Regions from separate parts of the Mus musculus genome. Here region 2 is linked to region 1. Evidence: chromatin loops called from intact Hi-C (ENCODE). Cell type or tissue: heart. All regions are shown on one strand. Each heading gives the region's core, and the rest is flanking DNA. Links, peaks and the distances in the headings are about the cores only.

Region 1 (5,000 bases), core at 1-5,000:
CCAGCCTGGTCTAGAGTGAGTTCCAGAACAGCCAGGGCTACACAGAGAAACCCTGTCTTTAAAAAAAAAAAAAAGACACTAGATCTTTATCCCTTTTTAAATTGAGTTGTTTTCTTGATATTTAGATTCTTGAGTTCCTTTTACATTTTGTGTACATTTGTCTATTAGTTCTCATTCAGATGTGTAATTGGTAAAAATCTTTTCCCATTCTCTAGTCTGCCATTTTGCCCTAGTAATAGTGTCCTTTGGCATGCAGAAACTGCTCGGTTTCATGAGTCATATTTATTAATTGCTCATTCTAGTGCTTACATGCTAACATCATTCTGTTCAAAGAATCTTTTCCTATGCCAATGAGTTCAAGGCTATTCTCCACTTTTTCTTCTGCCAAGTTCAATGTGTCTGGTTTTATGTTAAGGTCTTGATCCATCTGGAGTTGAGTTTTGAGCAGGGTGATAATTATGGATCTATTTGTATATTTCTACATGCTGTCATCTTCTTTAACCAGCACCATTAGTTAAAGATGCTATGCGTGTTTCCAGTGTGTATTGCTGGCTTCTTTATTTAAAAAAAAAAAAATCAGGTGTTCATAGGTACATGGATTTGTCTGGGTGTTCGATTTGATTATATTGACCAATATAAAATCCATATTTTTTATGCATTCTACAATAGTGCCCCAATTTTTTGAGAAAATTCATGAGAAAAGTTTTACATCCAACCTGTAATTACCTCTGACCCTGGATATTATAAAAGTTTTACTTATATACCTGGCAGCACTGACTTCTAAGGGTATAATCTTGGGTCCTAGACTATTCTCTTGATGAGTATTTATCCAAAAGGAGAAAGATAATCAGAAAAATAACCAGGAAAAAAATAACAATCCTCTGAACAACTATTAACTGTGATGACAGATTTAAAATACCTTCCAATTTGGCAGCATATCATTCACTGTCTCTTCATTAAAATTTTAGTTAACGAGCTACAAACATAGAACCCTGTAAAGCCGAATGTTTACACTAAATGTTTACACTAAAGCTGAAAGCATACACTAGCAACAGCACTGAGGAAGCAGAAGTAAGCAGATCTCTATGAGTTAAAGGTCAATCTGGTCTACATAGTAAGCTCCAAGACAACTAAGGATACGTGAGAGTCTGTAAAAAAAATAAATAAATGACTAACATAAATAAATAACATAAAATATAGAAATGAAGAAAGGAACGGAGGGTGGAAGGAAGGGAGGGAGGAAGGAAGGAAGGAAGGAAGGAAGGAAGGAAGGAAGGAAGGAAGGAAGGAAGGAAGAGAGGAGGGGAGAAAGGAAGGAAGAAAGAATGAAGGAAAGAGAAAAGAAAAGGAAAGAATCCTGTTACCTCACTTGAGCAGTGAATACTGTCAGGTCACAGTTAGAGGTAAACACTGAAAGGGAAGGAATACTGATTAGAGGGTGGCCAACTACAACACTATGTACATACTCATGACAGCTGTTACCATGTCCCTGCCTAGTGACTAGTCTAGCAAGGCCACAGACACACAGTCAGGAGGCTAGCATAATAAAACTAATGTGTGATTAATATATAATTAAAATATTTTCTCAGAATTTCTCATTTCAAATTTTAAAAAGCCCCAAAAAGGTTTAAATGAAACAGTAAAGAAACTTGTTGCCAATGCACCATTAGAAAGTTCAGGGGACTTCTTGGCTTGATAAAATCCTCCTCCTGGACCTAGATAACTGACTGAACTTGACTTAAGACTAATTTCTTTGAGAACACACTAAGTTTCTATAAATTATGGCTCCTGCCAATTGAGAAATTAGGGTCTTGTTGAAATTCAGAGTCAGAAAACCATAATGTACAATACTGGGAGTTTTATTGTACACAGTTGAAGTGATTCACAAGAGGGAACTGGCAACATGTGTAGCATTCAATAAGAAAGGAGATGGAGCAGTGGCACAGGGCTTTAATTCCCCACTAAGGAGGTGGAGCCAGACAAATCTCTGTGAGTTCAAGGCCAGCCTGATTTATATGAGTACTAAGACCACCTGAGCTAAGTAGAGAGATACTGACTCAAAGGAAGAAAGAAGGAAAGAAGGAAGGAAGGAAGGAAGGAAGGAAGGAAGGAAGGAAGGAAGGAAGGAAGGAAGGAAGGAGAAAGAGAGAGAGAGAGGGCGGGAGGGAGGGAGGGAGGGAGGGAGGGAGGGAGGGAGGGAGGGAGGGAGGGAGGGAGGAAAAAGAGAAAGGAAGGAAGGAAGGGAATGAGGGGATGGAGAGAGAGACAAAGAGGAGGGAAGGTAAGTCAAAAAAGAAAGATGTAACTTGTTCTGAGAGTTGATGAATAGACATAATTCAGATGGGCAGGGAAGGAATGGGCAATGAAAGTATAGAATAAAACAAATAAAAGTCAGACCGAAAAACAGGGTTAAGGGGTGTTCTTGATAGAAAATGTGGATGATTAAGTCAAATCAATAAGTTGGACATCGTACAGAAGACTGGAAATAGTGATATGGTGAATAGTAGCCAGGTCTGTTACATGACTCCTCATTTAATTTGGAGTCCATAAAACAACACTTTTTACTATGATCATGTCTCCAATCCCTCATGAGGTACAATCATACTGGAACAATGTTTTAAGTTTATGTGAAATTTACATTTAACTGGGAGTCCAATATTTTTGCTAAATGTATCAATCCCACAGGTGGGATGATATTTTTGGGAGCCAAGGTCCTAAAGACATACCTGCAATGTCATCAGTTAAAGACACCTTTAAAACCTGTCTTCTTTTTAAACATTTCCCACAAACGCTCATCACTCCTCACTTTGAACTAATTTTGCTACCTACTTCTACCTAAAGAAGACATTGCGTAGTATTTGTGAAACGTTTTGATGGACGTGCTATGGGCATTTAGTGACATCTTGTGGTAGAGGCCAGAGAATGCTGATAAACATCATACGGGATACCAGGAAACTTACTCCCACTCCAACACACACACACAGAGAGAGAGAGAGAGAGAGGGGGGGGGGGGAGAGGGAGAGGGAGGGAGGAGAGAGAGAGAGGGAGGGAGGGAGGGAAAGAGAGAGAGAGAGAGAGAGAGAGAGAGAGAGAGAGAGAGAGAGAGAGAGAGGAGAGAATGGTCAGATGTTGAGAAACTGCTTTAAACAAAGATAAGAGCAGAGTCACATTCCTCGATAAGTCCTCTTGGCTTTTACAGGATCTTATATCCTCTTCAACACTAATATACAGTGTTCTGCAAATCTCAACTGCTAAAGATTGCCCTGTGCCTGTGTTAGACACTATTTATTTTTAAAATGCATTTTTATAAAAAGGAAAGCTCTCTGAACTGCAAATACAACTAACTGCCTCACATTTGGTGTTTTCCTTGAATGTTAGAGAGGAATACACATGCAGGTCGACTGGAAGAACAAGTTGCTTCATGTCAATGACAGCATTCCTCTCTCCCACATTGCTCCTGAACTCTGCGCGAAAGACAAGGCCCAGCTGCCCTAAATCAGTTGTGTCCCTGACATCTTTCTTCACTGCAATCAGGGTCCACCTTCCTTAGAATCACCTGGATGTTTCCCACATCTGAATTCTTTCTCCTTGGTGCCTGCTTAAATCTTAAGACCTTCTTAAGCACAATTATAAAAGTAATATTTCTTACTGGTTCCTTGGTATAAGTTAGCATTATCACAGGACAGGAGGAAGGAAACTTTTGTTAGAGATAATTTGAGGCTCCAGTATCACATGTGTTACCCACAGGGTACTCTGGTCTTTAAGTTAAATCCATTAGACTTATTTTATACTTCAGGTTTGGTTGGGGGTTCTATTTTTCCATGCTGTGATAATGAACTACAGACAATTAGGCCACTGTGCCTACTCTGGCACTGTACAAGAGATTAGAGTGAGAGTATTGTGCTTCACAATGAAGCAGGGACTTCTTTATCCTCTGTTACCTGGGGACAGGGGTCTTTGAAACAGAAGAGCTCCATCTACTTATTCACCCCACCAGACCCCAACAGCCCAGGGCCCCATGAATAGCCCACTACTTTTTCTTTTGTCCCTCATGCTTTGAGTTCTATGTGACATTTTAGACTCTTTCTTTTGCTATAGCTCCTCTTAAGTAAACAAAGGTGACCCTGCATAAGATAGGGTAAGAAATTTGTAGCTGAGGATTGATATGGGCTATGTTGACCCTTGACAGATAGCAAAGCTTTTTCGAGGCTGATGAATATTTAATTTCTTTCCAAGAATTTCTTTCTTCTTGGAAATCAGTAAACCAGTTCCAACAACACTTCTTTTGAAATATTTGAAAGCTAGGAAAAGAAGAAAAGAAGGGTAGGTGGATGATGTCATAGCTTAAGTTAACCATACCTGGATGCATGCCCTTGGGCATGCTCCTTTAGTCTCTCTGCATTTTCTTTCTAGCTCCTAGAAAGAACTTTTTGTAATGTGTAAGGCATGGGCACATTAGTCATTATTTGACCCTTGTTCCTCAAGTGTCAGGTTCCAAAGAAAGTGTCAACTGAGTTTTGAATTGTGGGCTCTTCTCTTCTGTGTTGTTCCTTGACAACACTGGTGAGTGCTAGAATGACACTTCTATCCACAGTTCTCAACAGTCATTTGGCTTATCTGGAACATTCCCATTGAGTGTGCTGTTCCACATGGCATTCCATTCTGCTAGAAAATTCTGTGGTGGTGAATGTGAACAGATGATATTGGGGAGATAAATGAATAATATTGGTGAAATTATTTAAACATTACAAAAGGAAAGATTACAAGAAATATTATTAAGATAATTGGAATTTTAAATATGGGATTTTGGCTGATGAATGTTTATTCAGGCTTTTTTTCTGTCTCTTGACTTTAAATGAAATTAGAGAATGGTCCATAGATTTCTTCCTTTGTAATTAATGTCAGTATCTGAATATGACAGCCATCAACCATAAATACATATAGCTGTTCACCTCCATACAGTCTGTAATCTCTACTCAGAAGGTAACAGTCCAACTTTT
Region 2 (6,329 bases), core at 820-5,819, 250 kb before region 1:
CTCCTCTGTCTGACTTTCTGAGCGTCTCACCACTGACTTTAGTCCAGAGCCCATGAACCCTTCTCAGAAACCTCCTCTCAGAGTCCATTCCCTTCTGAGGGTCAATGCCTGGTAAAGAAAAGCTGAAATTTAGCCACTGTTCTGGGGAACTGCCATGGACTGGGACCATTGACACACTGCTCACGAGTGGTAAGACTCTTGGCCACAAAAGCCCCATTCATTGCAATCCATTTTGCAGGCACCTGGAGGGCTGTGGGTACTTCTGCACAGACGTGGGCCATGGAAGAGAAGAGCCCTGACCAGCTCTAAGGCATCCATCTAATGTGCACAAATCACCAATAACTGAGAGTGTTTCACAGACTTCCTTTTGCTCCTTTGCATAGCCAGCCCACTCGTTGGAAGATCTGAAGGCATGAGCGTGGGAAAGAGTCCCACCTTCTTGCTGTGCTTGATTTCCCAGCCCCTTTCTTCCTAATCACGTTTGTGTGAAGGTAAGTAAGAGTATTGGAAATGTCGTGAAGTGAACGTATGGTCTCATTTATTTTTGCAGGAGATAAAGAATGGAGCCCTGAAATACTGACTTAAGCCAGAAGTTCTAAAAACGATTAGACATGAGGGGTAAGAAGAGGACTTACGTGTAAAATGCAGCTGAAGAGGCCTGGCTTGGCACTGTCCGCCTGCTTATTACACTGAATGGTGCGAATAATGTATCTCCTTTCACCTGCAGTAAGTACCAGGAGGATTAATCTTCAGTTTATTTCAGACACATTAACCCCTACCTGCCTCCATCTACCATTTCCTGGGGGCTGGGAACTTTCTGGAAAACCTCTCAGCTGCTGTTATGCTAGTCAACAGTAACTAGCCTCGCCCACTAGTCCCATGCCAGGGATCCACGAGGAGTATAGAGTGTCAGCCAATGCTGCCTATTTAAAGGACATTTTCCTCTTATAAATAACCTTCAATTTTTTTTTCTGGTCTGGGCTGGCTTCCTTCTATGGCCCAGGCATTTTCATTTCATTTATCCACCCTTTCATCCCTAAGGAAAATGTATAGTCCAATTATTTGCTTCTCACACTGGGCTCATCTCCAGAGTGCTTTCCCTGACCCCTAAACTCTGAACTTCCCGCCACTCTTCCTTGGTGTGGATGAACACAGGTACCAAGGCCTCCTCTGGCTGGGTACTGCCATCTCTCCACCTCCAGCCTCGCCTTCCTGCTTCACCCCACACACACCCTTCTGTATAGCCCAGATACTCTACAGCCAAGCTCCCCCACCTCCACTCCCACTTTTACCTTTGCTCTACTCGTCAAAGGAACCAGATTGGCCCTGCCTCCCTGATTCCCACTGCAGATGACACTACTTCAGGAGCTTGTGACCACACTGAGCTACTACCACCAGCCAAACAGAGTTCTCCTGGAGTCGGGACACTAGGATGCCTGCCTAGCAGGGACATGGGAACAGTAAACTTGTTAGAAGCAAGGACTTGGGAGATACCCCAGCTGAGGAATATTGGGGTCCTAGAAAACGAGGTTGCAGAGAACACAGGCAGAACTGAATGTGAAACAGTCATTGTGTCTTAGGATGGGCAGTTCTAGCCAGAAACTGGGCCCCACAGCAGTCATATTCTGCCTATCTCACAATGCCTGCTTTCTCTCCTCTGGGTTTTTGGCTTCCTGAATGTTTCACTCTTTCAAAGGGAACTCCACATCACTTCAGAGTCAGCAAAGCCCAAAGATGCCATTGTAACACCCCATGCTGGCATTAGAAGGCTCTTGTGTGGATGTTATTGCTTCTTGACTTTATGACCTAAGGGCTGGCTCACAGAAGTGTTATCTGCAGTGAAGATGACATGGCTCAAGTATGAACAAGTGCCCATCAGCACTGGGTCATGCAGACTCAGTGACTCTGGCTGCCTTGCTTCTTGCCCAGACATTTGGTCTAAAGGACCTCCTGCATGAGGTCATTGGAATAGCCCTGCCTGGAATGTCTATTGTCAATTTACTAGCGAATACTTAGGTCTAAAACCCTAGGAGAGGAAAAAAAAAACCTAAAGTTTTAATACTCTCTCTAAACTGAATATCCTCCCACCAGGCCACTATACACAGATATCCATTAACACTCAAACTCCACCATCATAGATGTGTGTGGGGTCCAGCTTCACCCCAAGAGACCCTACCAGTGACTATAAGACACTGCAACTCTGTCATGAGAGAGAAAGAGAGAGAGAAGGAGAGGGAGAGGGAGAAGGAGAGGGAGAGGGAGAAGGAGAGGGAGAGGGAGAGGGAGAGGGAGAGGGAGAGGGAGAGGGAGAGGGAGAGGGAGAGGGAGAGGGAGAGGGAGAGGGAGAGGGAGAGGGAGAGGGAGAGGGAGAGGGAGAACAACACTCTGGAAACAAAACTGAATTTCTAAGCACAGAGCAGTGGGGTTCCTGAGGTGATCTGGGGACAGAATCTGCAGGAATCCATTGAAATAAGTTCTGGGATAGAAAGATAAGAAGAAACCTAATGGGCCCCACATTCCTCTTTGGCCCCTTTGTATCTGCAAGTCTCGCAATGGTGGGTGATTTCCAGGTTGCTACCAGGCTTGTACTCTGTTATTTTGCTATGAATCATTTTCATTTGCCTGTTTCTAAATAACTACGCTAGACACCCTGCCTCAGCCCCACTCTCTTTCTCTCCAGACATGGTTTCTTTGTGTAGTCATGGCTGTCCTGGAACTCTCTCTGTGGACCAAGCTGGCCTTGAACTCAGAAATCTACTTGCCTCTGCCTCCCTAAAGGCATGCACCAATGGGCTGCACCAGGGAATATGTACCTTGTGCTTGACTGTGGAGAGGATATGGGGGATGAGACCAGCGCCTCGCAGACCTCAAAGCTCTTCTACGGTTCAGTGCTTTCCCTGAGATCTAACCTGTGCTCTGCCCACATAAGCTGGTGGTGGCCAGGAACAAGCTCAGCAACCCATGCCTGTCACTCAAGGCCATGTGTCTAGCTAACAAGCAAGTCATCGCCAGTGTGTCAGGCTCACCAGGCATTGCTGTGCAACTTCAGAAGAGAATTCTGCTCCCTGGAAGATGGAGAGAGCTGCATTATGGCCCAGTTCCCCAGTTCACCAACTATTCTGTGGCAGAAGTGACCAACCCCAACCTGCAACCGTAGCCTAGTGTGACTGCCTCCCAGAAGGCTATCCAGCCCAACTGGGATTTATAGGTTAGATAGAAGCCTATTAGTAAATTGCAACTTAGAGGAAATCATTTGGGTTTTCTGACCCTTGGACTACTCATCTTTAAGATATAGACCATTGTAAACACCACGTGGGACTACAAGAACTATACATTAGGTAATATAAATAAAATATTTTTGTAAACATAGACAAAGGACTATTGATTATTGGTTGATTATGTGTGAAGCACACCAACCCATACCAATTAAGGAGTTTTTAAAATGAGGTCTCATTCTATTGCCCAGATTAGTTGATTCCTCCCACCTCAGCCTCCTGGGTATCTGGAATTATAAAATATACTCCACCATGCATGCCTGATTCAAGGGATTATTTTTAGATAGCTTATCTAGAAGCTGAAATGCAACCTTCTCTTTTCTTCTCTTCTCTTTATCTCTCTCTCTCTCTCTCTCTCTCTCTCTCTCTCTCTCTCTCTCTCTTTCTCTCTCTTCTTTTGCTTCTATTACACCCTGGGCTAATCTCTACTTTAGCAGATTTTTGCTTTACATATTAACATTCTACAGTCCCCTGCTGACCTCTTCTAGAGTATAGGGTGTTCATTCACTTAACAAGAGGTCTTCTTCACTCTCCAACCTCCAGTACATAGAAGGGGGCCTCAATACCTATTTGATGAATGGGAGGATTCAGACAATGGATGGAAGGGGTGGAGCTGGTATTGGAGATATCAGGCATGTGGCCACCAGGGGGCAGTCGCGCTCTTCTAAGCAGGACCACTTGAGTCCTTGTGGAGCCACCTTCTCAGAGGCAGAGAATGCCCTGGGAAAATTACTCTAGTTAATAAAGGCTAGAACCAGAGCCTGAGTTCTCTCTTTGTGTCTGGCACCAACTCTGTCTGAAGACAGGCCCATCTGCAATGAAATATTGATTTCTGGGTGCCATTGTAGTTTGTGAGATTCTGGAAGGCAAAATTTTATTTTATTTTATTTTATGCATTCTTGTTGCCTAGTGCAGTGCCTGTCACATGTTGCAGGTGGAGGAAAAACAGACCATGGGGGCTCTCATTTATTTCCTAGAACAACTTTGTAAGTCAACAGCACAGGTATACAAGCTCTGAGTTCCAGAAAGAAGGGAAAGAAGGAAGGAAGGAAGGAAGGAAGGAAGGGAGGGAGGGAGGGAGGGAGGGAGGGAGGGAGGAAGGAAGGAAGGAAGGAAGGAAGGAAGGAAGGAAGGAAGAAGGAAGGACACTTCCAGGAGGATAGGGTCACCTTTAAGGTCACCTGGCCTCTGTCAGGAGCACAGTAAAACCTTCCCCTAGGACTGCCACTAGGGCTTAATACACTTTTGCTCTCTCTGGGCACTTCCTTCCACTCCTGGCCCCACTCCTCCAGGCATATGTATCATCTCATGAATGAGAGTCCCAAGTGACAGTGTGGGCCTACACTCAGGCCAAGTGTCATGACTGAAAGCTGGAAACACAGCTCAGACCTGGATGTGGCCTTCCTGCCCACTGGTGGGTCTTAGCAGAGGACCGTGCACCTTCTCTGTGGGTCAGCCTCCCTGCATGAGAGCACACTGTGTGCTAGGCAGAGTCAGGTATAATCTCTATCCCCCTCCCTCTTACTGTCCCCCAGAAGGTGACTGTCAAATGGGACAGAGGAAAGAGATGTACGGGGTAGGGATGGGGAATAAGAGATAGGCAGACAACCCAGGCTGGAAATGGAGGCAGGATGACCTAATGTAAGAGGATGTGAAACAGAAAAACAGACTCGAAATGGTCTTGGGAGGCCAAATAACACTTCTTCCCTTCTGCTAAGCAGGGCTCTATGCCTCTCTCTGAAGCCTTTTGGCATTCTGCTGCTGTTTGTCTCTGCACACATACAGTAAGCTCTGCACACACAGCGCACCCGCCCCCCCCCCCCCCACCCCATGATAGGGTTGTTCCTTGAGTGAAGGCCCTTAAGTCCACAAGAGAAATCACTCTTCTGAGGTGCCAGGCCAAGAGGCTGGGAAAGGGCACCCAGAGATTACAATCTCAGAGGCAGGCTTTTGCAGCCCTGGCCTTCCAAATGGCTGTTCTTCCCAAGAGGGCAAGGCTCTCTTGATGTTGTATCCTCCGCACTTGCTACTGAGCCTGCTACATAGTATGCACTCAGTAACCAGAACCCTATTAAAAATGGGGTAGGGAGCTAAACAAAGAATTCTCAACTGAGGAATACTGAATGGCTGAGAAACACCTAAAGAAAACTTTCAACATCCTTAGTCATCAGGGAAATGCAACTCAAAACAACCCTGAGATTCCACCTCACACCAGTCAGAATGGCTAAGATCAAAAACTCAGGTGACAGCAGATACTGACAAGGTTGTGGAGAAAGAGGGACACTCCTCCATAGTTGGTGGGATTACAAGTTGGTACAACCACTCTGGAAATCAGTTTGGAGGTTCCTCAGAATATTGGACATAGTACTATCTGAGGATCCAGCAATGCCACTCCTGGGCATATACCCAGAAGATGCTCCAATAAGGACATATGATCCTTATTTATAATAGCCTTATTTAAAATAGCCAGAAGCTGGAAACAACCCAGAAGGCCTTCAACAGTGTAATGGATACAGAAAATGTGATACATTTACACAATGGAGTACTACTCAGCTATTAAAAACAATGATTTCATGAAAGTCTTAGGAAAATGGATGGAACTAGAAAATATCACCCTGAGTGAGGTAACCCAATCACAAAAAAACACATAAGGTATGCACTCAATGATAAGTAGATATTAACCCAGAATCTCAGACTACCCAAGATACAATTCACAGACCACATGAAACTCAAGAAGGAAGACCAAAGTGTGGATATTTTGATCCTTTTCAGAGGGGGAACAAAATAACGATGGGAGGAGATACAGAGACAAAGTGTGGAGCAGAGACTGAAGGAAAGGCCATCCAGAGACTGCCCCACCTGGGCATCCATCACATATACTGTCACCAAACCCAGACACTATTGCTTGTTGACAAGTACTTGCTGACAAGAACCTGATATAGCTGTCTCCTGAGAGACTCTACCAGTGCCTGACAAATACAGAGGTGGATGCTGTCAGCCAACCACTGGACAGAGCACAAGGCCCCCAATAGAGGAGCTAGAGAAAGGACCCAA

The links. Hi-C counts contacts between places; a loop is a spot of excess contacts. Peaks named below come from ENCODE experiments on the same cell type or tissue, not always from the same donor. Only the 100,000 strongest peaks of a DNase experiment are listed, where the experiment ranks them.
Region 2: it touches region 1 in a loop (6-fold over the local background); 20 of 42 quality-filtered maps call a loop at or near these places.

Annotation. Positions count from the first base shown.
Region 1 is chr3:20,253,195-20,258,194 of GRCm38, reverse strand. All of the region lies in intron 9 of Cpb1 (carboxypeptidase B1 (tissue)), which reads left to right. Among named protein-coding and RNA genes, the nearest start is that of Cpa3, 14 kb to the right of the region's middle. In heart, for the core only: a CTCF peak has its summit at 2,866 (motif pointing left); no DNase peak of the experiment used is centred there; H3K27ac peaks cover 457 bases.
Region 2 is chr3:20,506,991-20,513,319 of GRCm38, reverse strand. No RefSeq gene overlaps it. Among named protein-coding and RNA genes, the nearest start is that of Gm31466, 3.9 kb to the right of the region's middle. In heart, for the core only: a CTCF peak has its summit at 3,913 (motif pointing right); no DNase peak of the experiment used is centred there.